5 separate regions of the Mus musculus genome follow, and all the other regions are linked to region 2. Evidence: chromatin loops called from intact Hi-C (ENCODE). Cell type or tissue: heart. All regions are shown on one strand. Each heading gives the region's core, and the rest is flanking DNA. Links, peaks and the distances in the headings are about the cores only.

What was found. Hi-C counts contacts between places; a loop is a spot of excess contacts. Peaks named below come from ENCODE experiments on the same cell type or tissue, not always from the same donor. Only the 100,000 strongest peaks of a DNase experiment are listed, where the experiment ranks them.
Region 1: a loop joins it to region 2, with 7 times the contacts of the local background. A loop is called at or near these places in 17 of 42 quality-filtered maps.
Region 3: a loop joins it to region 2, with 2.5 times the contacts of the local background. A loop is called at or near these places in 5 of 42 quality-filtered maps.
Region 4: it touches region 2 in a loop (2.2-fold over the local background); 3 of 42 quality-filtered maps call a loop at or near these places.
Region 5: it touches region 2 in a loop (5-fold over the local background); 17 of 42 quality-filtered maps call a loop at or near these places.

The regions. Positions count from the first base shown.
Region 1 is chr5:110,832,905-110,839,270 of GRCm38, forward strand. Hscb (HscB iron-sulfur cluster co-chaperone) reads right to left here. Exons shown (of 6, transcript NM_153571.2): 2 at 3,403-3,499; 3 at 3,076-3,165; 4 at 1,751-1,895. Among named protein-coding and RNA genes, the nearest start is that of Hscb, 3.7 kb to the right of the region's middle. RefSeq lists an enhancer at 5,677-5,706. In heart, for the core only: a CTCF peak has its summit at 3,299 (motif pointing right); a DNase peak (open chromatin) is centred at 3,317; H3K4me3 peaks cover 633 bases; H3K27ac peaks cover 1,495 bases; H3K27me3 peaks cover 322 bases.
Region 2 is chr5:111,254,650-111,261,015 of GRCm38, forward strand. All of the region lies in intron 12 of Ttc28 (tetratricopeptide repeat domain 28), which reads left to right. Among named protein-coding and RNA genes, the nearest start is that of Gm35628, 23 kb to the left of the region's middle. In heart, for the core only: a CTCF peak has its summit at 2,713 (motif pointing left); a DNase peak (open chromatin) is centred at 2,688; H3K27me3 peaks cover 2,041 bases.
Region 3 is chr5:111,111,481-111,117,846 of GRCm38, forward strand. The region is part of intron 5 of Ttc28 (tetratricopeptide repeat domain 28); the gene reads left to right. Among named protein-coding and RNA genes, the nearest start is that of Mir701, 110 kb to the left of the region's middle. In heart, for the core only: no CTCF peak of the experiment used is centred there; DNase peaks (open chromatin) are centred at 3,341 and 4,721; H3K27ac peaks cover 539 bases; H3K27me3 peaks cover 1,100 bases.
Region 4 is chr5:110,651,009-110,657,374 of GRCm38, forward strand. Noc4l (NOC4 like) reads right to left here and starts at 2,374. Exons shown (of 15, transcript NM_153570.2): 1 at 2,215-2,374; 2 at 2,003-2,123; 3 at 1,305-1,411; 4 at 671-778; 5 at 304-453; 6 at 104-203. The coding sequence starts at 2,331. It overlaps Ddx51 (DEAD box helicase 51), which reads left to right and starts at 2,443. Exons shown (of 15, transcript NM_027156.3): 1 at 2,443-2,780; 2 at 2,870-3,003; 3 at 3,460-3,610; 4 at 3,861-4,006; 5 at 4,084-4,155; 6 at 4,299-4,405; 7 at 4,557-4,665; 8 at 4,752-4,897; 9 at 5,032-5,224; 10 at 5,323-5,438; 11 at 5,517-5,633; 12 at 5,808-5,909; 13 at 6,080-6,143; 14 at 6,243-6,366. The coding sequence starts at 2,480. In heart, for the core only: a CTCF peak has its summit at 2,444; DNase peaks (open chromatin) are centred at 2,073 and 2,433; H3K4me3 peaks cover 2,401 bases; H3K27ac peaks cover 1,444 bases.
Region 5 is chr5:111,206,218-111,212,583 of GRCm38, forward strand. All of the region lies in intron 6 of Ttc28 (tetratricopeptide repeat domain 28), which reads left to right. Among named protein-coding and RNA genes, the nearest start is that of Gm35628, 25 kb to the right of the region's middle. In heart, for the core only: CTCF peaks have their summits at 1,864 (motif pointing right) and 2,555 (motif pointing left); DNase peaks (open chromatin) are centred at 1,904 and 2,577; H3K4me3 peaks cover 547 bases; H3K27ac peaks cover 235 bases; H3K27me3 peaks cover 1,182 bases.

The DNA.
Region 1 (6,366 bases), core at 798-5,797, 420 kb before region 2:
CAATAGAAACCATAACTATGACAACCCTCAGCTGTGAGAGGGTCTCATTCAGTTAGCTAAGGGCATTATGTGCAAAAAAATGGGGAAAGGACTTCTGCTTGAATGACAGCAGGACACAGTTACACCTTTAACCGCAGCACTGAGGGAGGCGGGAGAATCAGTTTAAAGTCATTCTTAGTTCCAGTAGTGGGTTTAAAGCCACCCTAGGTTACACAAGACTGTTCAGGACATACACAAAAAACAACAAACCCAGTAAAATAAAGTGCTCAGTGGTCGAGCACTTACCCAACAGATTTAGGTTCCTTCTCTGTGTAGCCCTGGCTGTCCTGGAACTCACTCTGTAGACCAGGCTGGCCTCGAACTCAGAAATCTGCCTGCCTCTGCCTCCCAAGTGTTGGTATTAAAGGTGTGCACCACCACACCCGGCTAGATTTAGATTCCTAACAGAAGAAAAATATTTAAGACTGTGATATAAAAATCCAACCTAAGTGGGTGGAGATGGTACATACCTTTAATTTCAACAACCAGGAGACAGAGACGGGTGGATGCCTGAGTTTCAAGCTAGCCTGGTCTACAGAGCAAGTTCCAGGACAGCCAGGGCTACACAGAGAAACCCTGTCAAAAAAACCAAAAAAACCCAAAAAACCCCAAAAAAACAAACAAACCAATCCAACCTAAGCTTTTGGCCCACTGTTCTGTTCTACAATGTGTGTGTGTGTGTGTGTGTGTGTGTGTGTGTGTGTGTGTGTGTGTATGCAAGTATTGTGTAGGTCAGAAGTCATTTGTGTGTTACTCCTCAGGCAACACCCAACTTTTATTTTATTTTTAAAATGACATTAATTACTTAGAGTGAGAGAGTACTTGGTTGGGTGTGTGTGGGTGTTTGTGTGTTGTGTGTGCCCCAGCAGCTGTGTGGAAGTCAGAGACAGCATGTGGAATTGTGGGGATTGAACTCAAGTTCTCCTGGTTGTGCACCACGCACACATGTACACAAACACCTTATGACCCCAGGCCTTGCCCTGTAGCAGCTCTGTGTGTCAGTCTCCACCTTTGGGCCAGTTCTGTGAAATAACTAACTAGACCTATATCCCCTGCAGGCTTTCTAGTGACCCTTGACTGATACACCATGGAATGAAATGGAAACTGAACAGGCTGGGTCAGAAGGTCAGGGTTTAGGCGATTGCTCTGCTGCAGATCTGTGTGATCCTGGGGCATTTTTACTAACTTCTACCAACTAGCGGGGTCATTTTCATCCCCAGAAATAACGACAGCATGTAAATAGCATGCTAGATAGAAGCAACTGTTGCAATACTTGGAGTATGATTACATTATTTTTTTTTATTTTGTTTTTTCCGAGACAGGGTTTCTCTGTATAGCCTTGGCTGTCCTGGTTGATTACACTCTTGCTTAAAGCTATCTTCCAAAGTCAGTTCTTGCATGACAATTAAGGCCAAGAAGTGATTTTCTTCCTTCCTTCCTTTTTTTTTTTTAAAGACTTATTTATTTTATGTTTATGAGTACACTGTTACTCTGTTCAGACACACCAGAAGAGAGCATCGGATCCCATTACAGATGGTTCTGAGTTACCCTGTAGTTGCTGGGAATTGAACTCAGGACCTCTGGAAGAGTTCTTAACCGCTGAGCCATCTCTTTACCCCCCCAGCAAGTGTTTTCCTTCTCATTTCCCCTCTAATGTGGCCGTGTCCTCCTTGGGGAAATTAAGCATATTTATTATCATTTTTCCCTTTACCTCTGACAGTGGCTTCTATCTCTTCCATGGCGGCCTCACTTTGGGCGTCTGCGAGTCTTTCATTGATTTCCATGATTTCCACAAGGAACTGACTGTCTGCTTTGTAATCTGTCCCTTCAGGAATTTCTATTCCCTGGAGCTTTAGCTATTGGGGAGGAGCACAAAGAAAAGGAGTTTGGTTAGGAAACATTCAGTGTTAAGTAAATACTGCTCACTCCTTCAGAGTACACGGCACTCCTGGGGGAAGCCTTGAGTGTCAGGTGAAATGGAGCCCAGAGCCTAGTACATGCTAAATAAGCACTGTGTCCCTTCAGAAACTTGAGCTGTCCTAGTAACAGTGAGTGCTGGTATAGGACCTCACTCTGCTGAATGTACCATCAAAGCGATGGTTGGTACCTCACACATCTCAGATGTTAAGTGAGTCTTTATAAACTTTCCCTCCAGTTCTAAAATCGCCTAGATGTCCTTACAAAAAGACTCCCAAGTACTCTTTTTTTCTTTTTTCCTTTTTTTTAGTTTTTCTTTTTCTTTTCTTTCCTTTTTTTTTTTTTTTTTTTTTTTTTTTTTTCCGAGACAGGGTTTCTCTGTATAGCCGTGGCTGGCCTCGAACTCAGAAATCTGCCTGCCTCTGCCTCCCAAGTGCTGGGATTAAAGGCAGGCGCCACTATGCCCAGCCCAAGTACTCTTATCAAATTCATTGAAAATAGTTAAAGCAATAGTTAAAGCACTACAATCAGGGGTGACATTAGGATATGCAAAAGGATCCAGGTCTGGCTTGGTGTGGGGCTGCATCCCAAGTTACTCAGGAGGCTGAGGCAGGAAGATCACATGTCAATTCCAGCCTGGGCAGCTGAGTGAGACTGGTTCAAAAAGTAACAAGGCAGCTGGGGATATAGTTGAGTGGATTCAAAACCTAGTACCATCAAAGCGAACAAGCAAACAAATGGAAGCAAGCAAATGAAAGAAAATCCAGTAATCATCAAGCAGGGGCCATAGCTCAGTTCAGAGTGCTTCCTTAGCACAAGGCACTAGGTTCAATACCCAGTACTGAAGGAAAAGAAAAATTAGGAACGAGCTGGATGTGGGTGTGGTGAAGCAAGAGAATTAATAACCTGGAGCCAGCCTGGGCTACAACCAGTGATGTTTTCTTTCAAAGGAAAATACAAACAAACAAGATGGATTTACAAAGAACACTGATTATTCTTGCATAAAAATTTAAAATTTTTTTTCTTTCTTTCCTTTCCTTTTCCCATCATTTGCTTCCTGGACCAGGCTAGGTCTCATACAGAGGAGTCCCAGACAGATGGGTTGGGAAATCACCTTACAAGATATAGTCCTCTGGTCAGGGGAGCCTGAAGAGTCTTATAGGCATCATTCACCAGGGTGGAGTGCTTGTCAGAGAAGTGTTTTTCAGTCTGTTCACAGAAGTAAAAACAGTTTTATCATTACAAGAGCTGGTCAAGCTGGCGTGTGTTCCGTTATCTGGGAAGCCAGATAAAAGCTGGGAGGAAATGACAGCTCTGGGGCCTGGCTGTCTAGGGGCAGGCTGCCACAGGGTGGAGCTAGCAGCCCAACTCTTTCCCAGAGCAACAGAGCTACCCACCCAGTTGTGCCCATACATGGGGACTATTGGGGGGAGGGTCAGTAAATACCTGAGACTTTTGGCTGAAGAAATCTGGGTGGACAAGCCGCTGCAGTTGCTGGTACCTGTGCTGAAGTTTCGTAACGTCCACCCTGAAGGAGCGGTTGCTGGAAGAAAACCAGATATCATTCATAGTTCCAGCCATTTACTACAGTCTGGTTCTGCTCTCGGGGAGGATGCAATAAACGCGTAAACAAAGGTTATTTTTAAGACCTGGTAGCTGCAATGAAGGGAAACAGAACAGGTTCGGAAGAGGTGGTATAGGTATGACATCAGAGAGGAGACCCAAAGGAGCGAAGATCAGAAAGGGACATGAGCGGAGAGACGACACTGACCTGGCTGGAAGGTCGATAGCTTGACGCATTAAGGGAGGTTAGTGTAATGCATGGTAAACTCTTGGTGACTGAGGGTCTCTATAGGTTGGGCAAGAACTTTAGTGTCAAGCCACTCCCTACTGCCAGGCCTCTTTTTATTTTTTATAAAAAAAGATGGATTAATTTATTTAATCTATGTGAGTACACTCTTGATCTCTTCAGACATACCAGAAGAAGGCATCAGATCCCATCACGGGTGGTTGTGAGCCACCATGCGGTTGCTGGGAGTTGAACTCAGGACCTCTGGAAGAGCAGCCAGTGCTCTTAACCACTGAGCCATCTCTCCAGCCCCTTTTTACTTTTTTATTTTCTAAAAGATTTATTTATTTATTATATGTTAGTACACTGTAGCTGTCTTCAGACACCCCAGAAGAGGGTGTCAGATGTCATTAAGGATGGTTTGTGAGCCATCATGTGGTTGCTGGGATTTGAACTCAGGACCTTCGGAAGAGCAGTCAGTGCTCTTAACCGCTGAGCCATCTCTCCTGCCCCACTTTTTTATTTTCTTATTGGTTATTTTCTTTATTTACATTTCAAATGTTTTACTTTTTGAGACAGAGTTTCTTGTTCTGTTTTTTGTTTTTTTTTGTTTGTTTGTTTTTGAGACAGGGTTTCTCTGTATAGTCCTGGCTGTCCTGGAACTCACTTTGTAGACCAGGCTGGCCTTGAACTCAGAAATCCATCTGCCTCTGCCTCCCAAGGCGTGGGCCACCAACATCACCCTCAAGACAACACTTTAGCCTTCTTTATAGGTGGGCTAACAGGTATGTCATTGGGTCTAGAGCCTTGGCATTACAAAATTTGGGTGTGGGAGAGGGAGAGGGGGAGGGGGAGGGGGAGGGGAAGGGGGAGGGGGGAGAGAGAGAGAGAGAGAGAGAGAGAGAGAGAGAGAAATAGAGCTAGAAATACCTTATAGACTCCAAACTTGCTATATAGCCAAGTTTAGCAACTTAAAAAAGAAATCCTGGGTGTTACTCAATTGCCCAGGGCTGAAAATTTTGCTCCTCCTCCTTTAGCTTCCTGAGTAGTTGGAATTACAGATAGAGACTACTATACAGAGCCTTTGATAACTAGAAGCAGGTATTCTTTATTTATTTTTGTTTTTTTAGAGAAAGGGTTTCTCTGTGTAGCCCTGGCTGTCCTGGAACTCACTCTGTAGACCAGGCTGGCCTTGAATTCAGAAATCCGCCTGCCCCTGCCTCCCATGTGCTGGGATTAAAGGTGTGCGTCACCACTGCTCAGCTTTTTTTTTTTTTTTTTTTTTTATTCTTTTAAAGCATAGTCCTGGGATTTGAACCCAAACCTTGGCTAATACAAGGATGTGTTTTATCACCACTATGAAGTAAGGATTCAGCACTCCTTTCTTTCCAGGGAGTGATTCCAACTGAGTCTGTGCAGTCTGCTACTGTGCAGCCCTGACTGTAGGATGCAAACTGGACTCTGTATCTTTTTGCTTTTGTCTGGAGGTTGGGATCATAGTTGAGTACAGCCACAGCGGGCCCTCCCATTTTAATCTTTAGTTCAACTCTGCGCACACTTCGGTACCTCTCCAATCTCTGAGACAGGGGAGGAAAAAGGCAGAGTGGAGGGGCTGGAGAGATGGCTCAGTGGTTAAGAGCACAGACTGCTCTTCCAGAGGTCCTGAGTTCAATTCCCAGCAACCACATGGTGACTCACAGCTATCCGTAATGAGATCTGATGCCCTCTTCGGGTGTGTCTGAAGACAGCTACAGTGTACTTACATACAATCAATAAGTCTTAAAAAAAGAGAAAAGGCAGGGGGGGGGGGACAAAGTACAGAGAACACTTCTTGGTGTCTCTCCCTCAAATTCTCAGCCTGAATTAAATTTTTGTTTTCTTGAGACAGGGTCTCACTGCTTAGCCTATGTTGGGTTCCCACTTTTGACCCTTTTCCTTCAGCCTACTGAACACTGGGATTTTAGACATAGGCTACTACACTAGGTTTGTTTTGTTCTTAATTGCTTTCGGTTTTTGAGACCTAGTCTCATGTAGCCCAGAGTCTCATCAAACGTACAGGCTCAGCTGTACCCTCTGAGTGCTGGACTCACAGGCATAACACCAACACACCTGGCTTGTTTTGTATTTATTTTCTCCGTTAAATAAATAATTTATTTGCGATGAGATGTTCCCTATTTGTGTGGTTGGCCTCCAAGTGGGGTATCATCTCCTACGGTTGTCTAGCATGCTTTTAATCCTGGCATTGGTGAGGCAGAGGGGGTTGGTGGAATTCCAGGCAGGCCAGGCGAGACTTCAAGGTGAGGCTAAATTAAAAAACAAACAAACAAACAAACAAAAACCTCTCCCAGTTCCTGTAAGTTTGGCCAATGGATTTTCCAGAAGTCTCAGCCCTCAAACCTCCCTATACCGTAAACTTGTCCGTTTCTGTTTGTTGATGTTTAAAAACAAGGTCCTTGTAGCTACTGCTAGTCTTGAATTCCTGAACCTGTGTTTTCCACTTTACAAGTGCTTAGATCACAGACAGGCATCTGCAACTTCACTCCTGTTTGACCCCCGCCTCCACCCTTATCTTCTCTCCAGTCTGTAACTTTATTTCCTCTCCGTCTCAGGAAAACTCCTAA
Region 2 (6,366 bases), core at 665-5,664:
CTCTGTATTGTGGGCTCTCTTTCAGCTATTTTTCTTTTTTTAACACCACGATTCCATTTAAGACCTGGAAGGGATCTGAGATTTTATGCAATTAAACCCCAAAATGTTGGCCGGTCAGTAAGAGACTGAATGGGATTATTAAGGGAGCCTCACTCCTCTATGGAAAAGGCACCCAGAGAACTGTTATCCATGAGAAGAGACATGGGTTGTCTAGAGAGAGCCCAGAACAACCCAGTGGTACAGAGCAGCGTAACTAGTGACGGGGTGGCAGTGCTGGCGGGAAGCCGGCTGCATGTCAGGGTTAGCACATGGCTTGGAAGCCACCCCCACTCTGCCTCTGTCAAACCCCGCCTTACCCTTGAACCGATCCTCTCTCCTCTGCTCTTTCTTCTGGGCTGTGCCTCAAATGCTGACTTTAAAAATCAAATCCAAATGCCATGCTTGGCGCTCTCCACTGGCCCAGAAACGCTGGTTCTGCACCGTGTGTGGCATACATATCAGCCAGCGGAGACCGCCTCAGACCCAGGAGGAATCTTTGGCCCAGCCTCAGCCTGATCTGTGCAGGTCTTCAAGTCGGCCCAGGCTCACTGCGAGGCCTCATCCCAGTGTATACCAGCGCAGATCTTTAGTCCATCCGGTCTCAGAGATGAGCTCAAGCCAACCTCTGACCACTGCACATCAGAGTGTTTTTGTTTGCATCTAAGGGAGGAATTCCTTAACTCATCCGGGCCAGAAAACCAGTGTGTCCTGCCGCAGGCTAGACCCTCTGCTCTGTGAACATGTGCGCAGCTCCTCAAAGCAGACACGTCTGCAGAGCACATTGCTGCTTCCTTTCCTAGGCATTGTCGCCCTGTACTTTCTACTCTCTAATCATTACATGGGAAAAGATGACACAGAGCTTCAGGAGCTGAGGCAGGAGGATCAGGGGTTGGATGTTAGCTGGAGTCATACAGAACCCATCGTGTGGGTTGGGGAGAAAAGCAGAAAAGAGGGAAGGATCTCACCTGCCCCAAAACCGACCACTGTCCTGCACCCACAGAGTTGGGGGGGGTGTCAGCGATTTGCGACCCAGCAGTAAGCTGGAGAGGATGGGCTACACAGGCGGCAGCAGTTGTTCTTGGAGCATTGCTTTGCAATTCGCACAACAAAAATACCTACAGAACTCAAGCTGCCACTGCCCTTGCTCTTTGCATTAATTTTCCAACATTCTGTGCCCCACCCCCACCCGTGGAATCATAGGGATTTGTTTCTCTCAATGCAAAGTCCCCTGTCCCACCCTGAATGGAAACTACTTTTCTTATTTGGTTTCTCAACAAGCCACTACCCAATTGTGCTGCTTTAAGCATGGAAACAAACAAACAAAACAACAATAACAAAAACCTGCAGAGCCCTGGTAGAATAATTTGGATCCAGAGGGACTCGTGCAGATAGGACCACCAAGAGAAGCCAGGCCACCCTGTTCCCAGTAGGCACGACACGCATGGCCTCTGCCCCTTGGCTCTCACCAGTGTCTGCTTTCCAAGCCCCACAGAGCAGAAGCTGGCTTGCAGCATGGCTGTCAGGCCGATGCATCTGTGAGTGCTGTAGGCAGCCTCTTGAGCAGCTCCTTTGCCTCTCCTGCTGCAAAGCCAGAAACAAATATTTAGCTGGCTGCAGAGAGCCATTCACATGAGTGCTGTCCCCCTGGGGGTCTTCTGCACACAGCGCCTGGCTGCTCCTTCCACGTGACACAGGACATATAATATATTTATGTCTGGTGTAACCATAGAAACCTGTTGTATCCGTGAAGACATTGCAATTCTGCTTCTCACCAGAAAGACGGATAAAGCCCCAGGGCAGCCGCCACTGCTGCAGGCTGCATTCAGTAGTGGCCACATCTGCGGACTTTAACAAAGTATCAGATAGACACAAGGAGGTAAAAACTGCTCTGGGTGTTCTTTTAGATGCTGGAGCCAAACCATCATTTTCTCTCATCACCCACACAGCTTGCACTTCATTACTTATCCCGAAGACAGTGGTCATGTTTGTGTGACTTCCTCTAGGGAGTCAGAGGCATAAGGCAAATATACATTTGTCATACAATTGTACAATTGTTGGCTTTCAGAGAACACAGTGTGGCCATTGAAAGGGGTGGAAATGATGCTGGTCTAACCCAGGCTCCTTCATTCCCTGGATGCAGCAGTAAGGTCTGCCTTCCTGGTCACTGTGAGGAAGGCAGTCATTTAAGAGAAAGGCCCAGTCCACAGCAGCCGTGGCACTGGCTGGTGGCACTGCCCCAGTCTTCATTTCCTTTTTTTGGTCCCCTGCAGGGGTCGTAATGCCTGAAAAAGCTAGCTTTTGTTAGCGCATCTACGTTGCCTCAATACTTACCAAAGCCTGCTTCACAAATATTTATTAATTATAAAACCCCCAAGGGAGACATGGAATATCAATCCCACCTCTTTTCCAATTAATTCTGCACCTTTCCATTTGGCAAATATGTATGTTTTGTGGCTCTTAATAGAGCAAGGAACCCTTTGGCTCTTTTGTCTGTGCAGTGGCTTGTTGTTGGCTCTGTGTGTGTGTGTGTGTGTGTGTGTGTGTGTGTGTGTGTGTGTGTGTGTGTGTGTGATTTAAAGGAATTTATCCATGGAAGCTCCCAGTGCAGCTGAGAGATGACTTGGGCGACATCTGCTGGCTGGCTGGAGAAGTAGGCTGCTCCACAGAACCAAAAGCCATGCCCTTACCCCAGGCCCTAAGTAAATCCTAAATCTACAGGGCCCGGTGGACTGTGGGTGGTAGGTACAATCATAGCTAAGAAGGCAGGGCATTTACACTTACTGTTATTATTTTCTTTATTATTGTTATTTAAATGGCAGTATTAGAAAGCAGGGGATGTTTCCCACCAGCTAATAACCATTTAAGTTGCATTTGGGGGCTTTCATGACTTGACGACAGCTTCTCAAAATCGCCGGGCTGTTAAACCCCCTACTGGGTTAATGTGGCAGAAAAAGACAAGAAGGGCGCTTCTGTGCGGAGGCCTCTCTGGTGTCTGGGGGGTGGGGAGGGGAGCAGGTCTTTTCAGAAAATCCAATTAGAGGGAGAGAGGGGAAGAACCCCCCAGTGCCCCAGGCAGACACTCAGCCTTCAGGCAGGAAAGCAGTATAGACAGGAACCTGCCTCTACCCAAAGCTCATTGGAGACAGAGGGTCTCTATCCTGAATGCAAGGGTGTGGACGCTTATCCTAACCACTCCCAAGGAGGAGTACCGGCCACCTTTTCCCCAGACTCCCCTAACCAGTGTGGGTATTCAACTGACTATTCCAAGGAAGACTGAGAGAATAGCCAATAACTCTAGAGATTGCCACCGCTTCTTTAGAGACTGTCTTCTACACAAATGCCCCTCTCCCAGGGGTTGCCCAAAATTGGGGCACCACTGTTAAGTGGTCTCATTTTCAAACCAAGTAGACTGGGTCTGGTGGCTCTCAGTGGAATCCTTTTGTGCATAAATTTTAAAGGTGGGCTGCTTGCCTAGAGTCAGAATCCTGCACAAAGCTGCTACATACCACACAATTCTGTTGCAGCTATCTAGTGCGTATTTGCTGTGCTGCATGGGGTGTCGTGTGTAGAGCAGCTCTGAGGGCTCTGCCCAGTATGCTCCTGAGCTGTGGGACTCCCTTCTCAGTGGTCACTGTGACTTCCTCCTTACACAGGGGTTTCAGAAGTCACTCAGCACTTTACTGTGACTTTCATCCGTGCAATTGTGGGGGGGGACAGAAGGCTCTGAAGAGACTTCAGAAGGTTTCCTCTTCTTCGTGCCACACCCCCTCCATACCACACCCACATATAAGCCTCCTACACAGCGCCTGGGGGCATTCCGGCACATCTGTTCCTGTACTCTTGGACTCCTGGACTCTTGGTGAACAAGGGCTTTGAATGGACTTGGAAGGCCATTCCGGTTGAGGTGGTCCTTCTGTGCTTTGTAGGATAGAATCCAATGAAGATGAACCCATACATAGTGTATAGTGAGGGATCTCGTGCTGCGGAAAGCTGAAGGGATGGGGCAGCTGCCTGGTGAGCCTGGAGCTTCTATCCTGAGTGATTCCGAGTCACCACCTGTACCTCTGAGGGCGAGGGCAGCACAAGAAGGCTGTCTCGAAGCTTACCTTCCCTTGGCTGTTCTGACACTGCTCCCAGTGGAGCAGGCTCTCCTACCTGGCTTTTGCCACGAGGTTTAATGACAGTGTTCTAGGAGGGCCTCGACATCAAGCAGCCAAGCTCAGCTGCTGTAACTGCTCATGATTCCTGACAGCCAAGAGTTGGAGCTCACGGTCGTCTGTGAGGCCCAGAGCTCCTATCTGGGAGGGGTGCCTGATGCTCTCCGTGCTCACACATGCACACCCACCTTCCCCCTGTGGCATGATGTGATATGGGGCTGTCACAAACCCTTAAAAATCCCATCCAGAGTGGAGGGAAAAGCCAGTGCCATGGGCTTGAGGCCCGGCAGCATCCAAGAGCACAGTGTCCCCTATGGTCCCAGAGTCAGTCCTATGACAAGCAAACGCTGTCTTCCAGAGACACTCAGGGGAAGCCCCTTCTAGGTTCTACTGAGGAACTGGGAGAAAGGGATCCTGGGATCACTGTGAATCCAGCAGAATTTTGTTTTCCAGTGGCTGAGTGGTTCTCCTGGGTAGATAGGAGCCCCATGTGCCATGAAGTTTCTGGTTCTGTCAGCCCCACAATGCTGGGCAGTGTGTGTGACCCAGACACAGGTAGTGACATCCAAGAGGCCCTCAGAAGTCTATGCTGAGCTTGGCCAGAGTCCAGGCCTTTGGGCACCAGAGCCCAGTGACCCACTGAGCTGTGTTTCCTAGGTGATTCCAACCCAGTTAATCCAGCAAAGAAGAGGCCCAATACCAAGGAACTATTTTAAATTAATTTCTTTATGATAAATAAGTGTTTGATTTATACACCTATCTTATATATCCCTGTACCCAAAGTCACAGAGGAAAAAAAAATTGGGGGGGGGGGCAAAAAGTGGTCTCAAGAGCCATGGCCAGGGTCCAAAGGTTAAAGGTGTTTGCTGCACGAGCCCCATGACCTGGATTCAACACCCAGAGCCCATGTAAAGACTGAAGGAGAAAACTGACTCCACAGTTGTTCTCTGACCTCCATATGCACTTTGACATGCACATGCTCCCCATACACAGGCTCGCACACACATCCACACGTCAGGCATGTATACACACACACACATCCACACGTCAGGCAGCGCACACACATCTGCACATCATGCACAAACATATCCACACATCATGCATGCACACACATATCAGGCATGGCTCTTTCCCCACTCTTTCCCCCCCTCCATAAATATATAAGTGGTTTTCTTTTTTTAAAGATTTATTTATTTATATGAGTACACTGTAGCTGTTTATAGATACATCAGAAGAGGGCATCAGATCCCATTACAGATGGTTGTGAGCCACCATGTGGTTGCTGGGAATTGAACTCAGGACCCATCTCCAGCCCCAATACATAAAAGTGTTTTACAAAGGAATCTGGTGATTTGAATAGGAAAAGTCCCCATGTTGTTTAGATGTTTGGCCCACAGGGAGCAGCATTAGGAGGTGTGACAGTCTTGGAGGAGGCGTGGCCTTGTTGGAGGAAGCATGTCACTATGGGTGTGGGCTTTAAGGTTTCCTAGGCTCAGGTTCCACCAGGTGTGGAATGAGAGCCTCCTCCTGGCTGTCTGCAGAGGGTAGTCCCTTGATACTGCCTGCAGATCAAGATGTAGGATCAAGATCAGTTCCTCCTCCAGGATAGATGCTGCCATGCTTCCCGCCATGATGATAATGGACTGAATCTCTGAAACTGTAAGCCCGTCCAGTTAACTGTTTTCCTTTATAAGAGTTGTCTTGGTCATGGTGTCTCTTCACAGCAATTAAATCTTAATTAAGACCGAATTCCAAATACAAGAACTGCACAAACTGTACAAAGCCTTGTAGTGATGACCATGGTCCGGACACCAGGCTTCACACCAGTCTGGGGTGATGGAGTCTGGACTGTGGGGCCTTGAACAGGTGGGTTGCTGTCTCTCCTGTGTCCTTCCTAGCCTGACCCTTGTCATTTCCAGCTCATCTTAGAGGCCACTCAGGACGGTCCGACCTTACCCCAGATGTTGGCACTTGGTGTGCTTGTAGCGCTTATTCAGCTGGTCCTCTCTGCCCTCTGTGGAGTGGGCCCTTCAGCTCTCCCCAGAATCCCAGTCTTTATAGATTTACCACAGAAAAAAAAGCATCTCCCACACAGCAAGAATGGCAGCTGACCAGGGCCTGCAGGACCCCTTCTATGGAATGGGGAACAGGGCAGTTCTGTCTGCAGGTT
Region 3 (6,366 bases), core at 506-5,505, 140 kb before region 2:
TTCATTTGCATCAGCTTTCTGGGTTTGCTGGTTTCCTTCACTGTTTAAGCTCCCTTTTATTTTATTTTTCCACAGCTGTAAGCTCAGCTGGGTGGGGTCCTGCCCTGAGGTCACTGCTCTCTTTATTCCATACGGGCGGCGTCAGGACTTCCTTTAGGAGTTTTATCTCCTTGAGCGCTGGACTCAGCTCCATCACACTTCCTGATGCTCCTTTTCTCTCCAGACGGTACACTTTTCACTTTCCCTTGCTCAGACTGCTCCTTTTCATCACAGATCTGCATGAGAGGGTCCACTAATCACCAAGCAACAGAATCAATGCTCGGCTGCTCTGAAATCTCCTCTACCTACGCTGTTAATCCAAAAACTCTATCACTTAGCCTCAGGCATGTTTTTCAGACAAGGGCAAAAAAGCAACCACATTCTTCATCAAAATGTCAGGAGAATAGTCTCTCGGCCACTTACTAATATTCTTCTCTGAAATTTCGTGAGTTGGGCCCCACATCTCAAATTGCGCTGGGCACTGACTTCCATGTCACTGCTCAGATGGCCCTCTAAGCCCCACTTATTGTGTTCAACTGCTTTCCTAATCTAAAGTGCCCATGTCCACATTCTCCAAACAGGCAAGACTGTCTCAGCATTACCCTGCTCCTTGGTACCATCTGTTGTCTTAGTCATAGTTCTATTGTTATGAAGAGACACCGTAACCAGGGCAGTTGTTTAAAAGAAAGCATTTAGTTGGGGCTGGCTTACAGTGTCAGAGGTTTAGTTCGTTGTCATCATGGTGGGAAGCATGGTGGTAGACAGGTAGACTGTGCTGGAGAAGTAGCTGAGAGTTCTACATCTAGATTCACAGGTAGCAAGAAGAGAGAGAGAGAGAGAGAGAGAGAGAGAGAGAGAGAGAGAGAGAGAGAGAGACTGAGACTGACTGAGACTGGCTTGAGCCTTTGAAACCTCCAAAGCCCAGTCCTAGTGACAAACTTTCTCTGACAAGGCCACACCCCCTCCAACAAAGCCACTCCCCCAACAGTGCCACTCCCTAAACATTCAATGGCCTATGGAGGCCATTCTTTTGTCTTGTTTTTATTTTTGAGACAGGGTTTCTCTGTGTGACCATGGTTGTCCTGAAACTTGTTCTGTAGACCAGGCTGGCCTCCAACTCAGAGATCCACTTGCCTCTGCCTCCCGAGGGCTGGGATTAAAGGTGTGCACCACTACCACCCAAATTATGGGGCCATATTCCTAGCATGTCTGTGGTGACAACCATAGTCATTCTGTTTCATATGCCTTTATGGTTGCTGATGCTTGATGTGTTTTCATATGCCTTAAACCATTTATGTCTTCTATACATGTATCCAGGGGCTAGAGAGATGACACTCAGCTGTCAAAGTATTTGAAAAGAACCCACATGGTAGCTCTGGACCCCCCACCTGGTACCCAGAAGGAAAGAGCTGCAGCTCACATATACTAACTGTCGTATCCATTGGGTCAGCACACACCACATGTTGTGCCTTTGCTGTGCAGATTAGGAGGCGACCATTGCTCTCATCCTTGGAGGCTCTACCCTCCTGTTCCAGGCCAAAGCTGGTGATGGAGGCTCGTAGGCTGGAGAATCTAGGCAGTGGCAGGAGCCTTAAAGCTTCCTCAACTCGCAACTTCCAAGCAAGTTTTAGAAACTAGAGCAAGTTTTAGAAACTAGAAAACACAACTATATCTGATTCACTCCCCTTCCTTTTTGCAGTTATCTCTGCTGTTAAGAGACTAAATTCTAAAACTCACATCAGTGAGGGTTCCTTTTACAGGCTCAGCACGCTACTCACAAAGGATCTTGTAAAGTGAAATACGACTCTTCATGATTATGAAAGCGAGGTGAATTATGACTGCCAGAGGCTCCCGGCACCTGTGGGTTTGCCAGGCCAGGAGAAAACGGAGCTTCTGGGTCTGCGTCAGCCGCAGGAAGTTACTTAGATGTCTCCCAGGGACCCCCCTCCACCACTGCACTGTCTCCAGTGCTGTTTCCACACAGTGTGTATTATATAATCTGTACTAGTGGTAGTGTGAAATCCATTAAAAGGTCTGTGGTATGTGTGTTGTGTGTGCATACATGTGTGTAAGACAGAAAGAATGTGTTTGGGGGTCTTTATTTTACTTCTAGTAGTTGAGGGAGTAGATTAAAATGTAAAAAACATTCCGTTTGAGCCTAGAGCTCTGTCCTCACGGGGAGTATTGAGTTCACAGGGGAAGGCTTGGCAACCTTCTCTCTGTGTCTCACAGACCTTTGAGAAATGATCAGGACAGTTACACAGTAACTCAGGTCACCTGAGACAGCAGGACTTGAAGGAGAGGCCGTTGGACCCAGTGCCGAGGGTGAGGTCTTTACATTATAAATCAGCTGAGTCAGACCTCTTAGGCCCGAGGCCAGTTATCAAAACTTCTCTTCAGCCCGCTGATAAAACAGTGATGACATCAAAGGAAAGAGCATGTGCAGCAAGTTTGCATGAGGCTGCTGCAAAGCAGTGTGCTTGCAAAGCAGGCCGCCTGCAGACAGTCCACTTCCCCCTATAAAACTCTGCATCATCACCACCACCATCACTACCACCATCCTCACCATCACCATAACCATCACTACCACCATCCTCACCATCACCATGCCTCCTATCATATTTCTCCCCGTCCTCTTGTAGCCACCATGTCTTAGCTGATGGAATTCTCGCTTGCTCAGACAGTGGCCTTCTCCTAGGGTGGCTTCCCACAGTGAATGCTATAGAATAAGGCCATTGGCTGAGCATAAATTCAAGGTCACTAAGAGTTTAAGGTCATCCTCAGCTACCTGGCAAGTTCAAGTCTAGCCTGGGCTACATCAGACTTGGCCTCAAAAGAAACTCTGGTATTTCTAAATCTCTTAAAGTAGTCCCTTACTTATTTATTGAGACAGAGTCTCACTTTGTGGCTCTTGCTGTCCTCTAACTTGCTATGTGGCTCAAATTGCCATCAAACACACAGAGATTACCAGCCTCTACCTCCCAAGTTCAGTAACTGATAGCACTACACACACACACACACACACACACACACACACACACACACACCCCTCTAGACATATAAACAACAATTTCTTCACTACAGAATACCATTTCCAGCAGGAGAGCTGCAGTGCCTCCCTTCACACATGAGAGGAAAGTACGTTTCTTGTAAGAGGAGCATTGAGCATAAATGTGCATGTCTGTCAGGAATGGTCGAGGCTCGGCACAGTAGGATGGCCGCATTGCTGGAGTCAAAAAACATTCCGCCCTCCTACACCTGGGCGAGGTTTCTGGTTCCTTCGGTGCCTTGAGATCCTGTGAGAAAACAGGAAGAGCACATCAGTAAGATGGCTTTAGCAGGCTGTAGCACAAACTGCACACCGGTTTTATTGTTTGGAGCAAATCATGACGTAAAGTCATTCTGTCCTTGTTGAAAGTGCAATGCACACACAGCTAGAAGGCCTCCAGAGCTCGCAGAGCAGACCATGGTTGTCTGGAAAGCTGCTTTAGAAACAGGGGTTACAGAACTGAGCTCGGTGTCCCCGCAGAGCTGTGTCTCCCGTCCTGTGGATTAGTAAATGTGTACTCTGCCGAAATGGACTTTAAGAGCCCTCTAAATAGAATTCAGGGTTCTTTCTCTCTCCCCCTAATAAAAAAGTTTGTTTATTTATTTGTTTATTTTCTTAATTATGACTGGGAACATAACTTAGTTTGCAGAGTCTTGTTGGGTGCAAAAAGTCCTGAGCTCGCTCTCTGGGGCGGTGCACACGGGCATCCGGGCACTCACACCAGCATCCTGGCACTCAGAAGGCAGACACAGGTGCTCGGGTATCTTCGCCTTTATGGTGAGTTTGAAGCTACTCTGTTTTAAATATCATACAAACATTTTGACTGGCGTAGAAATCAAACACATTTATCGGGAGTGTTGCATTTATAGGCCTTCTCTTCCTGTGCTGGGGGCTGAGGCCGTGCACACGCCAGTCAGACGCTTCACCATCGCTTCTCAGTATTGGTATCATTGACTGCTGGGAGCCATAGCTACCCTACTGTACTCTAAGCATCAGGAGTCAGTCCTCTTCAGAGCAGCCTGAGTCCATTAACCACGGTGGGCCCATCCCCCACACAGCCTTTCTCCGGTCTGTCAAGTGACCGGGGTTGTTCACGCACCACAGCCTCCTATGCTTCTGTTTCAGTCTTGTGGGCACTCTTAATAAATAAAAACTCCCTCATAGATCCTTCTGTCTTATATTTGTCTATCACTAAAATCGGTTCTCCATAGAAATGTCTTAAGTTAGATCTAGATAATGTTCTGTAGATGAACTAGGAACGGAAGCTACTGCTTCTCCGGCTGACACAGTCCTTCATGTCTCAGTTGCAAAGAGGAAGTGACTGGAGGACACACAGCTACTGAGCAGGAGGAGGAAGAGTTGTGTGTGTATCGTCACAAAGCATATCTGTGTTTCAAATCGGGTTCTGTTAGGACCCATGTGTTTAAGTGAACTTCTGCTGAAATCCGATGTGTTATGGAGAGTGGATGAATAATTCCCCAAATGGATTTTCTGTGAATTTCGCAAACTAAGCATGCCTTTCTAAGTTCTGCTCACTCCATTGTTTCCAGCTGTTCAGGAGTCCAGGCCACAGGAAGGACGAGGGCTGTCCTGAGGAGCCAGGGCCAGGCAAAGTTTCCTTGGTTTTTGGTTCCTCTTGTACCTCCCCTCGTTCTCAATGCTACTCCACCCCATTAGATCCCTCGGGGCTCCGGCAGCTTAGATTTTCTGTTGCTTGAGCATCCCTCTGATTTGTGGATTCTTTGCAGTGTTTATGGTTTTTTGTTTTTTGGTTTTTTTTTTTGTTTTGTTTTTTTTTTTTTTTTGTTTTTTTTGCTTTTGCAGTGGCCTTATCAGCTCTTCTCACAGGGTGGCCAGAGTGTGGCCTGCTTTGTCACTGCCACCTTGAGATTCACTGAGGCTTGAATTCTGTCTTGAAGCTTTTACCCCATTGCAACATTCTCAGGCATCATCTCTTAAACGCTTTTCTATCCCATGGTTTTTGTCCTCTCAGTCTCTCAGAATTGAGACTGTTTCTAACCTTATTTCTGTTTCCTCCCCCTCCTAGATCACACACTTCTCTCTCTTGTCCAGCTCTTGTATGGGTGTTTGGCTTGCACACACATCCACATGTGCCATTGAACATCAAACCAGAGTCTTCTCAAAGAGTAGACTGTGCTCTGAACCACTTAGCCATCTCTCTAGCACCTATTATTTATTTTTAATTATGTGTATATGTGTGAACATGTGTGTGTGTCTCTGGATATGTACACATGGGTACAGGTAATTTGGAGGCCAGAGATGCAGCATCCCTGCAGCTGGATTAAAAAGGGTTGTGAAATTCTTGGCATGGCTGCTCCAAACCCAGTTCAAGTCCTCTAGAAGGACAGTGCGCACTCTTGGCTGATGAGCCGTCTATCTCTCGAGTCCTGAAATTGTCTTAAAGTACATTTTATTTCTTATTGTCTTATTTTATTATATTAACTTTTATTTTATCTGTTGAGTGTTCGTCTTCATGTCTGTGCACCACATGCTTGCATAGTACCTGCAAAAGGCAGAGGAGGGCATCAGACACTGAAACTGGAGCCGCAGATGCCAATTATCCACCATCTGGGTGCTTGGAAATCAAACCCAGGCCCTCTCAGCCACCAAGCCGGCTCTCTTGCCCCATCTTAATGAGGTTTTAGTTGAACATTTTCATATCACTTACTTCACATCCCACCGCCAAGTTCATGGATCTGTTTCCGTTTTCTTTCCATTTCTCCTGGTTCTGTTGTGCTGGTTCCTTTCATACTGACTACCGACCATGATACCTAAACAGTGCTCAGCATATCTTAGTGATGTGGTCTCTCCTGGGATGGGGGCAGCTTCATTGATATCTGAAAGGCATTTAGAGAAGGTCATCTTAATGGAGAGAGATAAACCCTGGGATGATCCTAACACCTGTTTCTGCCCATTCTCTCAGTTCAGCTTTGCTCTTTGGCTTGGTCCTCACTCTAAGCCTGCGGCGCTACCATTAGAAGCTTTTATTTTTATCTGTGGTCCCAGAAGAACACCGAGAGCAACATTATCAGTGTGTGTGGTTCTTGTCTTCCCCGTCGTCACAGGTGGGCACTGCCTCTGAAGTCTCACAGTGAGACGCAGTGAGGGTGGCGCAGAGTCAGAATGCAGCTTCCATGGTGCAGACACTGTAAGTCATGGCTTCCTTAGTAGCTTTGAGCTAGTTCTATCTGCTGGTGTGGGGGCTGCTGAGCAGCTCTGGGAAGAGTCTGTACTTCTTGGCAGCCACCTCACGCTCA
Region 4 (6,366 bases), core at 460-5,459, 600 kb before region 2:
CTTATAAGACAGCGGCTAGCCAGACTGATAGACTGGGACTCTGTTCAGCAGCCTATCTACGAGGGGGCAGGCTCCTGTGGGCCTTAACGTGCCCAGAACTCACGTGCATGCTTCACATAGAAGTTGGTGAGTTCACACTCTTGGAGGGGTAGGCTCACAGCAGACAGCAATGTGAAGGCATTGTTCCAGAGGGTGAGGGACACCTGTAGGAAGCCTCGCCTAAGCAGCTGGCCAGGCTGCTGCCACCTGCCTGCCTCCCTGAGGAGCTAGGACACAGGGTGGTGATGAGACCCAGTTGTTTACCTCAGGTTGCTGGCTGGTGGCCCGGGCCATGATGCTAGTGGCCACCTGCATTGTGTGGTACCGGATGTCATCATATTCCAAGTACTCACAGAAATGGGAGATAAGCAGGCTGTGGTCGTCCTCTGGTGTGAGCAGGCCTCCTACCACTGCCTGGGGACAGAGATAGGGTGAATGACCTTGTCTCACAGAGTGGTCCTAGCATGGTCAAGGAGAATGGCGCAAGCCCCATACCACCAAGTTGTCTGCCATTTCCTCTTCAACTGACAAGACAGGAATAATCCCCCCAGCTATCTGTTCAGTCTGCTGGCTCATGGGATGGCCTTAGGCGGTGGCCACCACGGTCCTCCAGGTCCCACCAAGGCCTCACCCTGAAGAGTGTGCGGGGGAAGAGGTAGTGGCTTTCCCACTGAGGCTTCTCCAGTGGTTTTGCTCCTTCCAGCTGCACAAACTTCATGAGTGTCTTGAGGGCCAGTTCCTGGGATGCAGAGAAGAGTGAGCGTGAGGCCTCCACCCTTCAGGAGGCCCCCAAAGCTCCTCTAGCCTCAGGGAGGAGCTCTCACAACCAAGCTTAGGACCGGGCCAAAAACCAGGAGAGAAAGGAGGCCAGACCCCAGCTTATCTCGCTCCATGTTACATGTGTGTGCCGATGGTGACCTGGGATAGAACTCTTAACAGAACTTGGCTTGAGGCATGTACACAGGGTGGGCCTGCAGGGGAGGCCACCTAACTATTCCCTTGTCCCCCCCAGTTTTGGAGGTGCCTCAACAAATGTGACAATGTACAAAGCAGATCTGCTGCCTGGAACTAGGGTTACAGACTCCATGTCTTTAGGTCCGGATGATTCACAGCACACAGTGGAAAAGAACAGCAATAAAGATGTCTAGGTAGAAGTCTCTCAGACAAGTGAAGGAAGAGATGCTCGCATCAAAGGCCTCTACCCCTGTGCTGTGAAGTACTTTAGAGATGAGAGGAAAAGCTGGGCTAAGGGCTTCAAGACTCACCTTGACCTGGAAGGTGGGATGGGCCAGGAGTTCCTCTAGGCGGTTACAGCAGCTGTGGTATCGATGTCTTATCCACACCTTGTATTTGTATGTGGCTCCCTGGGACCCTGGGGACAGAGTTAGGAGAGCTAACTCACACTCATATTTATGTGTGCCAAGCCTGACCAAGGTCCCAAACTCAGCCCCAATCTTCCGGCTGTTTCTCATCTTCACAGCTGTAAACTATTTAAGATGCCAGACCGGGGCTTGGGAAAGACGATTTCTGAGCCCTGCAAACTGGGAAGGGGGTATTGAAATGTAGTTCCTCTCGCTTTGCCTCAGAACCTGGGTCTCCCCACTAGGACAGAGACAGTATCAAACTCGGAAATGGCGCAAATAAAACATGGGTGTGTGTGTGTGTGTGTGTGTGTGTGTGTGTGTGTGTGTGTGTGTGTGTGTGTGAGAGAGAGAGAGAGAGAGAGAGAGAGAGTGTGTGTGTGTGTGTGAGTGAGTGAAAACGGCTACGTATACGGATTCACGCAGTCCTGGCAAGTATACGGATCTCAACTCGCTTCCTGAGCTACAATGAGTGACTGCGTCGTCCTCCCAGATCGCATGGTCTATGACAAGGCCCTGGCTCGGGGGTGCATCCTAAGTTGACAAGGCGTCCCACCGGAACTGCCTAGCGGAGAGTACCCCACGCCCTCCAGGTCACCCACCTGCCAGGGCCGTGTCTTCGCTCGGCAGCGAGCCCACGAACAGCTCTTCCCGCTCCAGCAAGGTACCGAAGAGTCGGCTGCACGTGCGCACTCCTTCCTCGATTTCCTCGGGCTCCTCGGACTGAACACGGGGAGGCCCCGACAAGGTGACGCTCGGCCCCGTCGCGACTCCCACTGACCTGGCCGCCCCCAGGTCCGCCCCTGCGGCTCACCTGAAGCACAGCCAAGATGTCGAACACCGCGTTCGCTTGGCCACGACTCGTCAGCACTGCCTCCAGGAGGCGGCCGAGCTCTTGCCTGGAGCTCGCCGAAGCTGGGTGCCGCTCCATGCCGCCGCCGCCGATGCTGCTCCCGGTTCCTGGAAACCGAAGTGTGCGCCGAGCGGAGTCGCGCCCGTGACGTCACCCGAGCCTCTAGGTCGCGGGGCGGCGTACGTCATCAAAGAGCGCCGGAGAGGAACCGCGGCGTGGGGCAGCTATGGCGCTGTTCCACATAGCGCGGTACGCGGGCCCAGAGGCCGCGGGGCAGGGGGATACGGACGCAGAGGCGGGCAGCCGGGCTCGAGTGCTGCTCGAGCGGCTGCAGAACAGAGCCCGTGAGCGACAGCAGCGGGAGCCGGAGCTCGAGACCACAGGAACGGCCGGGGAAGGGGAAGCGGCAGCAGCAGGCAAGCGGCGACGGCGGCCCCGACGGCGGCGTCGGGTGAGCGGCTCGGCGACTCCGAACTCGGAGGCTCCTAGGGCGAAGCGGCGGAAAGCGGACAAGGACGTGGACGCAGGTGGGCCGTGAGTGCGCAGTGTGGACGGGGCATGGAGGCTCTCTGTGCTGCTGGGTTGACATCCCCCTACGTTGTGCTGTGTCGCTCAGGGAGAGGTGAGGAGGCTCCGGAGGAGCTCAGTGCCGGCGCAGAGGACCCGGGTGCGAACCCTCAGGAGGATGTCCAGAGACCCCCGGCTCCAGGCCGGGTGCTGGGGGACTTTGCAAGAAGAAAGACGCCGAAGGTGAGTGAGCCTGTGCGCGGTTCTTTTTGTCCTCCCGGGACTCTTCAGTTCTTAGCCGGGGGGTGGGGGGGATTTCGTTTTGTTACGTGACCTTAACTACTGAAAGTGGGAGGTATGCATGGGACACTCTTGAAACTGAAATCCAGACGGATAAGAACTTTTGGGATAAGCCCCGTGGCGTGCCTTGCTGTCCCTGTTGAAAGCAACATTTCTTGGTGCATGAAGACAGTTTGCTGGGTTGGTAGGCTTATAGGCAAAGTATCCAGATTGTGTTTAGTGCACTAGGATAGGGTGTCTGCTGGTCCGGGTGTCTTGTCCAAAGGTTGCCAGAGTGGGAGGTGGTGAAGGGTTGAAGAAAGACTGGTTAGGGTCTCTTAATGTTGTAGTTCCTGGTTTCTAATGACTCCACAAGCCTGGAGCCTTCTGGGGGACGTTTGCGCTGCTTCTTGCTTTCAGGTTCAGCCTTTCCTGCCAGCATGGTTGGCTAAGCCAAGCTGTGTCAAAAAGAGTGTCACCGAAGATCTCACTCCCATTGAGGACATCCCTGAGGTTCACCCTGACCTGCAGAAGCAGTTGAGAGCTAATGGCATCACTTCCTACTTTCCAGGTGCCTAAGCCTTGGACAAATGATGGGGTGAACTCCCCGAGGCAGCTTTCCCTGGGCTGTTAGAGCTGTAGTGTCAGGGTTGTGGTTTAGGGGTCCCCACTACACATCAGATCAGCGAGCTTCCATATTCTTGGGTTCAGGTCCTTGACAATTTTCCAGCCCTGGTGGCATCTTTGTCCGGGAGAATTCCTGGGTGAAATGGTATAACACGGCCTATACTTGACACACTCCTTTCCTTCTCTCCTTCCAGTCCAGGCAGCTGTGATTCCCGCCCTCCTCGAAAGTGCTGACCATGGGTTTCTCATAGGCAGAGGTGGCTACCAACCTAGTGACCTCTGCGTCTCTGCCCCAACGGGCAGTGGGAAAACACTGGCCTTTGTCATCCCCGTGGTACAGGTGAGTATGAGGGCAGATTCCCCGCTGTAGCACAACAGGGAGGGTCCCAGTGGCACAGATGGTCTCTGTCTCTGCAGGCCCTGTTGCATCGAGTGGTCTGCCACATCCGTGCACTGGTTGTACTTCCCACTAAGGAGCTGGCCCAACAGGTATTACAGCTCTGCGTCCAGAAGTCTGTATCCCCATCTCTAGTCGCCCTGCATATACATGCTACTTACCTCTTGACCTCCTGAGTCACACTCAAGGGTCTTTGCTTAGTCTGCCTTAGGCCAGTGACGGACTCCTTTTGCAGGTGAGCAAAGTATTCAACATCTACACAGACACCACGCCTCTGAGGGTTGCCTTGGTGACTGGACAGAAGTCGCTGGCTAAGGAGCAGGAGAGTCTTGTCCAGAAGACGTAGGTGTGCCAGGCGGTGGCCTCTTGAAGAGGTCATTCCTCAGCCCAGCTGGTGTCCTTTGGTTGGGGTGGTGTCCGTGCTTTACATGCGAGCTTGGCGTTAGATGGCCCCGGGAGGCGCTTCCTTCCTCTGAGTCTCTGTGGTTTGCAGAGCAGATGGTTTCCGTTGCCTGGCCGACATTGTGGTGGCCACACCTGGCCGCTTGGTGGACCACATTGACCAGACTCCAGGATTCAGCCTCCAGCAGCTCCGCTTCCTGGTAGGCCACCGTCTGGACATTGAGCCTCTAGCTGGGGTGATCTCGACAGGGAGTCTTCATCCAGCCCTGGCTCTTGTCTGCTATAGATCATTGATGAGGCTGACCGGATGATAGACAGCATGCACCAGTCCTGGCTGCCACGAGTGGTGGCGGCAGCCTTCTACAGTGAGGGCCCCACGGGTTCCTGTGCCCTGCTCCAGAGGACACAGCCCCAGGCTCTGACTGCTGCCAGGTACCCTGCCTTGCATGAGGGCCGGCTCCTCCAGGTGCTGCTCTCTTTCTCAGCTCCCTGGCTGGCCCTGTCTATAACAGGGATCGGGGTGGCACAAGGAAATCTGTCACCCTTACATGCCCTTCCTTTTCCAGCACCTGTGTCCCCCAGATGCCTCTGCAGAAGCTACTGTTCTCAGCCACACTGACCCAGGACCCCGAGAAGCTGCAGCGCCTTGGCCTCTACCAGCCACGGCTTTTCTCCACAAGGCTGGGACAACAAAGTCCTAAAGACACAGCTGAGGTGGATGAAAACTCGGGGAAGTACACCTTCCCCGTGGGGCTCACGGTGAGCAAGGAGGACCTGTGGAGCAGGCTAGGGTGTGGGGGCAGGCTGGTGCCTAGGTCCAGGGCTCCTGGCTAGCGCCTGCTGTCCATCTCCCACAGCATCACTATGTGCCGTGTAGACTCAGCTCGAAGCCACTCATTGTCTTACACCTGGTCCTCAGGATGAGCTGCTCAAGGGCTCTTTGCTTCACCAACTCCCGAGAAAACTCCCACAGGTAAGGTGAACTAAGGTGGGTGGAGCCAATGTACACTAGACTCTCGTAACACCTGGCTTCTATTTCTTCTCTGCCCAGGCTGTACCTATTAGCACAAGCTTTTGGGGGTGTGAGTGTGGCTGAATTCTCCTCCCGCTATGGGCCTGGCCAAAGGAAGAAAATCTTGAAGCAGTTTGAACAAGGAAAGATCCAGCTGTGAGTACCAGGGAAACAAGATAGGACCTACTCTATAGAGTTGGGTTGTCGTTGGGACCCCCTAGTTTCCGAGCAGCTGATTTCCAAGAGGGACTTGGAACTAACCCTGGCGGAGTAGGCACAGGGGTGGATGTTTGTTCCTGGCCCTCAGCCCTACTGCCTGTGTTTCATCAGCCTTATCAGCACAGATGCTACTGCTCGAGGCATTGATGTGCAGGGTGTGGAGCTGGTGATCAACTACGATGCCCCACAATATCTGAGGACCTATGTGCACAGGTAAGGGGTACTTGGCAGTGGCCATTGATAGGCCACATTACGGATTCTTGGTCATCCTATGTAGGATCACCCTGCATGATGGTCATGTACAGTATGGCCAAGAGAGGCACTGTCCTGTCAGGTCTCTGGGCCAGGAGCCACTGTCCAAAAACACTCGTGCTCGGTTTCAGGGTCGGGAGAACAGCTCGAGCCGGGAAAACTGGACAGGCATTCACACTTCTCTTGAAAGTGCAGGTAAGATTGTTTAGTTCTTAGCAGACGTCATGGGCAGAGCCAAGCTGCTACAGATGCCGGCCTGATCAGACTCCTTCCCATGAAACGCCTCCCTTCCAGGAAAGGAAGTTCCTTCAGATGGTGTCAGAAGCTGGGGTGCCTGAGCTGACACACCATGAGATCCCCAGGAAGCTCCTGCAGCCGCTGGTTGCTCGTTATGAGACAGCCTTGTCTCAGTTGGAGA
Region 5 (6,366 bases), core at 431-5,430, 49 kb before region 2:
AACACCACTGCCTGCCCCTTCACTGATTGGCTTTGTATCAACTGTATCTGAGATACATAAAGAGAAAAGGTGGAGAAAGCAACATTCTTCCTGGTGTTTTTCAACAAATACAAGATCTGAAAGATGACAAGGCTGAACAGAGCAACACATGATAGCCGTGATAGGGCTAGTGCAGGGGCATGGTCGAGGACACCCTCTCATACAGAGATGAGTGAGGTCCAGAAAGCTGGTCTTGGGTTGTTAGAATTATTGGTTTACTATGTCCCTATGAAAGACACACAATCCAGATATTTTATTTATAAGCCAAATGTCTAGATTGGGTAGATTGAAGGCTATTCTAATTTATTACCCAGTCATTCAGTCCCTTGTTATTTTGTTTCTCCCTGCAGTGGGAGTCTGGTCCGTGGCAGCTTCCTCTTCAGTGTCTGCCCTCTTCCCTTCCCCAACCTGGAACCTCCTCTGGAACCTCCAGTCCTGTCTTACTCCCTCGAGGCTCTGCCCAATCACAGGCGCTGGCCTTTTATTGACCAGTTGAAATGGGGAGAAGGTTCACATGGCATCTGCTCGTAGGAGGCAACCTCACACTGAGGAACCCGTTTTTAGCTACAGGATGCAAGCAGCGTCAGACCCACTACAGTCTTGGGTTCGAATGCCAACATTGCTCTTTACTCCTTGCTGACCTGTAGAACCACAGTCCTGAGACTTAATAGCAACAATGTTTCATGTTATTTAGTGATAGGACACCTCCTCCTCTTCCCCCTCCTCTTCTGCATTTAAAATATTAATTCCAGTCTTAGATTTTTGGGCCAAGCTAATAAACCCATAATTGAAAAATAATTCCAGTAACTGTTTCTCCAAGTGTAAAAAAAAAATCAAGTCTTAGGAATCTGACCTGAAGAAATGCATATTTCTGATCTATAGGTTTGTTTATATGAATAAGTAAAAGAGCTATAAAGCCATGCCTACTTAGTTATGTATTTAATTAACCTGCCTTTATTGAGAAGATTGCAGCCATTTCTAGAGCGTCTGGGTCATGGGTAGCATGACCGTGCTGTGTGTGTATAGCCTGTGAAATGATTCAGGGACCCCAGAAAGGCAGTGCTAATAGATGGAGCTCTTACTGGGATGCTGTGTGGCACTTGGGTTGACCTACGCCCTCTGAAGGATCGACAGTCTGGAAGCAGATGTTCCAGAGGCTGAGATCGGTGGGTCGGTGTGAACAGTATCAGTTCACAGCAACATTAAAGCCTCTTTAGACAGAGCCATGTGCAGCCCTTTCATCTCTAGGGCCATTTCAGATCACAGGTATATCATTCCCAGCCACCCCCAGGCTGTACCTGCTTTAAGGTTTCCCATCAGAGTCCACCTTGTGCTGATGGGACCTTGTGGCTCTCAACTTTATCTTGACCCCACAGCTACTCTGCACCTGATGGGTAGGGAGGTTACATGGTTGCATGCTGTTTAGGGCGTCCCAAATAGCTGGAGCCACACTCAGATCTCCCCAGGAACAAGAGCTTTTCCTTAGCCACCTTCCTGAACGGTTGCCAAGACATTGCTGGCATGTTGTAGGTGGGTCTTTCTACACAGACCACCTGGTTGAATGTAGTTGGTTTCATGGTCCTAGCCTCTGTGCGTGAAACCACAGATCAGAGGAAGATGGGAAGGAAGCTCAGGGCCAGAAAGCCAAAAGGTTGGGAGGAGAAAGGGACCTTTCTGGGGATATGGGAGGCTCAAGCAATTTAGAGCTTACAGGACTGCAGAGATGGGAGACTGGGACCTCAGCTCAGAGTCAGGAATTTGAACTACAGAGCTGTCTCTCAGCCGGGTGGGGAGGGGCTCCAGGCAAGCAGGCTTCCTCTCCTCCTTCCTGCAGAGGGCACCATCTCACTCAAGTAAGCTTTCATTCAGTGCCCCTGATTCTGACAGCCAACCCCACCCACACTGCTCACTCAAAAACAGACTGTGGTGGGGCATCTGTCTTTGTCCCACAGGCTTGTCTGTCTGTCCTCCCAGGTCCCCCTGAGCTGTAAATGTTCCTCAGAAGCAGGCTTTGTTTTCTGTTACCTCATGCTCCAATCTAGGCTGTTTGCATTTCCTTCCATATTCCCGCCTTGCACACCGCCCCCCTCCCCCAGTCTACCATGTGAGTTGCTTGAGGTTTATTTCCAGCTAGTTTAGCTCATCCCTGTACCCAGCATCAGCCCTTGGGGTCTGTGCATCCCTTAGGACAAGGGGTAGTTCACAGAAGGCAGGGCAGCATCTTGATTCTCACCGTCTTTAATCCCTTTAGATCTCCCATCCCTTCCCAAACTCGGGGAAAGGAAGGAGTGGACGGAAGGACGTGGAGTCTCATGCTTCATGCTTGCTTCTGTGTCTGTGCTTGGGAACCGATGGTCATTGTTATCTCCATTTATTTGAACAATCCTTTATTCTTTGCTCATACCTTTGAGTTCAGTTTAACAATATTGATTTCCTCCTAATGGAACACAAGCCCCATCAGATCTCTAATGCACATGGAGTTATGTGCTGTTTGGAGAGGCAATGCCGCCTAGTGGCGGAGAGCTCAGGATGCAGTGGCAGCTGACACACATGGCCTCCTCACATTCTGCCTGGGGTGGAGGGTGGAATCTGCAGTCAGCTTGTTTGGTCTCGGTGATGAGCAGGATTTTCCCAAACTATTAAAGCCAAGGTGTCACTGGCCAAGTCCAACCAGCAGCTCGGCGTCTCAGGTTGCCCTCACCTCTTGTCAAGGAGGCACCAGCTTTGGCGGGACAGGCATCTTGATGGAGACTCTATACTGGGGATGCACACGGGACAATCAGGCCCTTCTCGTACGCACTTGCTTCTTAGCCCCTTAGCTCCCCTGGAACACCAACTTGCAAACCTTCGTTTGGCGTTGCTGTTTAATTGGTGGCAGTGAGGAATCCACTGGAACATTTGAAGGGCTTGGGGGTCTCTTCCCTAGAGTCGAGCAGCCCACCCATCTACAGTATTAAACACTCATAAAAGCAAGCTCTAACAATTCTGATGGTATCTTGAGATCATAACGATTTGTGTGTGTGAGACACTTGCTGCTGCGATCTATTCCAGGGAATGAGCTAAACTCCTCAGAAGGAGAGCTGCGGTTTTAAAATGCATTTCCAGGGAAAGAGCGATGGCTCGGCAGTTAAGACCTGAGTTACCACGTGGGCTCACATGTGTGTGCATAGGCACACGTGTGTGGTGAGAGAACAACTTGTATTGCTTCTCTCCCTCTGCTATGTGGATCCTGGGGCTGGAACTCAGGCCTTCAGGCTTGGCAGCAAGCACTCTGCCCACCGAGCCATCTTGCCAGCCTAAGACACTTGCTCCATTATCTTGTGAAAGAGTGTAATGGTAGACATGTGACTGCCACATAGAGCTGGAGCTGGTTCACACCCACACCCAGAAGTAGCTGATCCCCTTTCCCAGAAAGATACAATCTAAGAAAAGCTAGATCTAGTGGAGGAACCAGGAAAGGAGTGATGGACAGGGAGTCTTTAGGGCACTGCTTTGTTCTCAGCACCTCATTCCCTGCAGAGCTACACAGAGATGCACGGTAGTCAAGCTTGGGGAACCGGAGCTAGACCCTAGGGAGAAACCATAAGAGGGGCAAGAGAACAGCAGTGCAGTTCTCAGAAGAGACTGGAAAGAGAATGATCCCTGAGGGCTGAAAGAATCTGCCTATGTCAGCCTGGAATCCTGTATCCCACCAAAATGGAAATCAAGACATTCTCAGTTAGAGGAAAATCAACAGAATTTGTCAACAGCAGACTCATTCCTAGTGTGATGGTTTGTATATGCTTGGCCCAAGGAGTGGCACTATTTGGAGGTGTGGCCATGTTGGAGTAGGTGTGTCTCTGTGGATGTGGGCTATAAGACCTCATCCTAGCTACCTGGAAGTCAGTCTTCCACCTTGATGATAATAGACTGAAGCTTTGAACCTGTAAGCCAGACCCAATTAAATGTTGTCCTTAGAAGAGTTGCCTTGGTCATGGTGTCTGTTCATAGCAGTAAAACCTTAACTAAGACACCAAGACAATAGCAAGATAGCACTTTATACAGAAAGGGAACGAAAGCAGGAGTTTTTGGAGCACCAAGAAGGACGGAGAATACAGTAAGAGCAGAAATACAGGCAAACTGAAAGACTTTCCCACCTGCACCTGGACCAACAGGAACACATGGCATCTCCACAACATTCCATCAGGATATAGGCAGACACAGACATTTATCAAGGTGGCTAACATCCTGGGCCATATGAGAAATTAAAGAAAATCTGATTAGAAAGATTTGAGGTCACACAGAGGATGTTGTCCAAACTCGATGGAACCAAACCAGAGAGCTGGAAAAACATGCAAACACTGAGAAACTAAGGAGTGTACCCACATCATCCATCGGTCTGTCCGAACATTGGGAGGGAGAGGGATAATGTGCAGAACTGAGTGCAAGCAATAAGTTATCAGAATGTGTGGGGCTCGGCTGGAGCGGCAATGGCAGGGAGATCCTGGTACCAGGAGAGGAACAGCCTCAAGTCCATCATCTGCTTCCCCCGCAGAAACTAGGAGAGCAAACGGGCCAGGAGAAAGGACATTATAAAGTAAAAGCAAAAACCAGTGACCCAAAGCCCACGAGCAAATAGGGAAACAGAAGGACAAAAAACAGTGATCAATAAAAATAAAAGCTGCTCTTTGAAAAGGTCGATACAGTTCACAAATCCGCAGTGAAACATGAGTCACAAATACTGGGAATGAAGTGAAGGGCATCAGTGTTGACCTGCAGGCATTTAGAGAGAAGTGGGGACCGTGCCGCACACTGCCTGTACACAGGAAGTGGAGAGGGTGGTACACACCTCCTGTCCACAGGATGCACACAGATATTTGTCAGCTGAAATAATGTGGAGCAATTATTTGAAAAGCAGTAACCTAAGGACTGTTCAACCTGGTTAGAAAGCCAAGTTTATAGTTAAACTTCCCCCCAAAAGAAATCTCTCACTGAGATCTCTTGCCGGTTTTGAAGGATAAATGTACGAAACACTTAAGGAGTCAGCACAAGTGTTTCACTCTCCTAGAAACCTAAAGGAGAAACTCCCAACCTCTTCTACAAAGCCATGTAGATACACATGATGGCTGTGGGGGTGTGCCACGGTCTAGCCTGTGCTACACACAGGGGGGAAGACAGCTCTGTGGAGTCTGTCTCAGCCTGTGCTACACACAGGGGGATGACAGTTCTATGGAGTCTGTCCCTCTTACCGCTACATGGATCCAGGGATCAGACTCCAGACTGGCGTCTTGGGTGGCAGCCTCCTTTACCTACTGAGCGATCCTGCTGGCTAGATATAAAATTCTTAACAGAACATTAGGGAATGGGCTTTAAAAGCATGCTGAAAGAGTTATATACCACGGGCAAGGGTGGTTGCGAGACCAGGGATGAAGACAGAGTCAACAGTAGAAAAGCAAACAATGTGGACTAATTTTTTTTACTTATTTATTTTTTAATAGATTATTTGGGAATGTCACATCATGCACCCCGATCAGGGTCACCCCTTAATCTTCCCACGTCTGCCCCTCAGCCCTCCTACCCCTCCCCCTAAAAGGAGAAAACTAGTCTATCTTGTGTTGTCTGTATACTCTCTGGAGCGTGGTCAGACTCCTAGTCCCCTCCACACCCCCTGGGAGGGAGAGCCTTTTTCCACCTGCGTCTATGCCAGGAGTCACCAACTGAGGAGAGCCTAAGTCCAGCTCTCCCACAAGGTGCAGTGGGACTACTTTATTAATAAGCGCGTGAGGTATCTGTTGGTGCAGGGCACCAAAAACCAGGCTCGGACAAGACAGGCAACACCAAGTGCTGGTGAGGACTCAGGGCGGCTGGAGCCGTCACTCACTGGTGACAAGACGCTGAGTGGCACACCAGTGTCCTCATAGGTATCTGTCCCAGGAAACCCAAAAGGTCCCCATGCTGCCTCCGCAGCTCCCTATGAAATTCATTACTTCACAGTAAAAAAGAAAGGGAGAAGGCCACGGTCCTGGGAGGCCCGTGCCAAAACTGAAAACGGGGTCTTCCATCTTTTATCCAGAGCTTAGTTTCTGTAGCAACAACTCAAGATACTTCATTTTCCTCTTGCAATCTCAACTAGAGGTCAGAGCTGGTAAGGTCTCCTATTTCTTCGCCTCCTGGCATCAGGAGCAGACCCTGCACTTCTCTAGTTGTTTACTGAAGGACTGGACACGCCCCTGCCCTTGGATGCATCAGAGTCACACCTGAAGGTGCCAGGCTGAGGACTGTGCTGCAGGCCAGGTTAGGTGTACCTCTCTCCAAAGCAAGGGTGTCGTCTGATTAGTAGGACCGAAG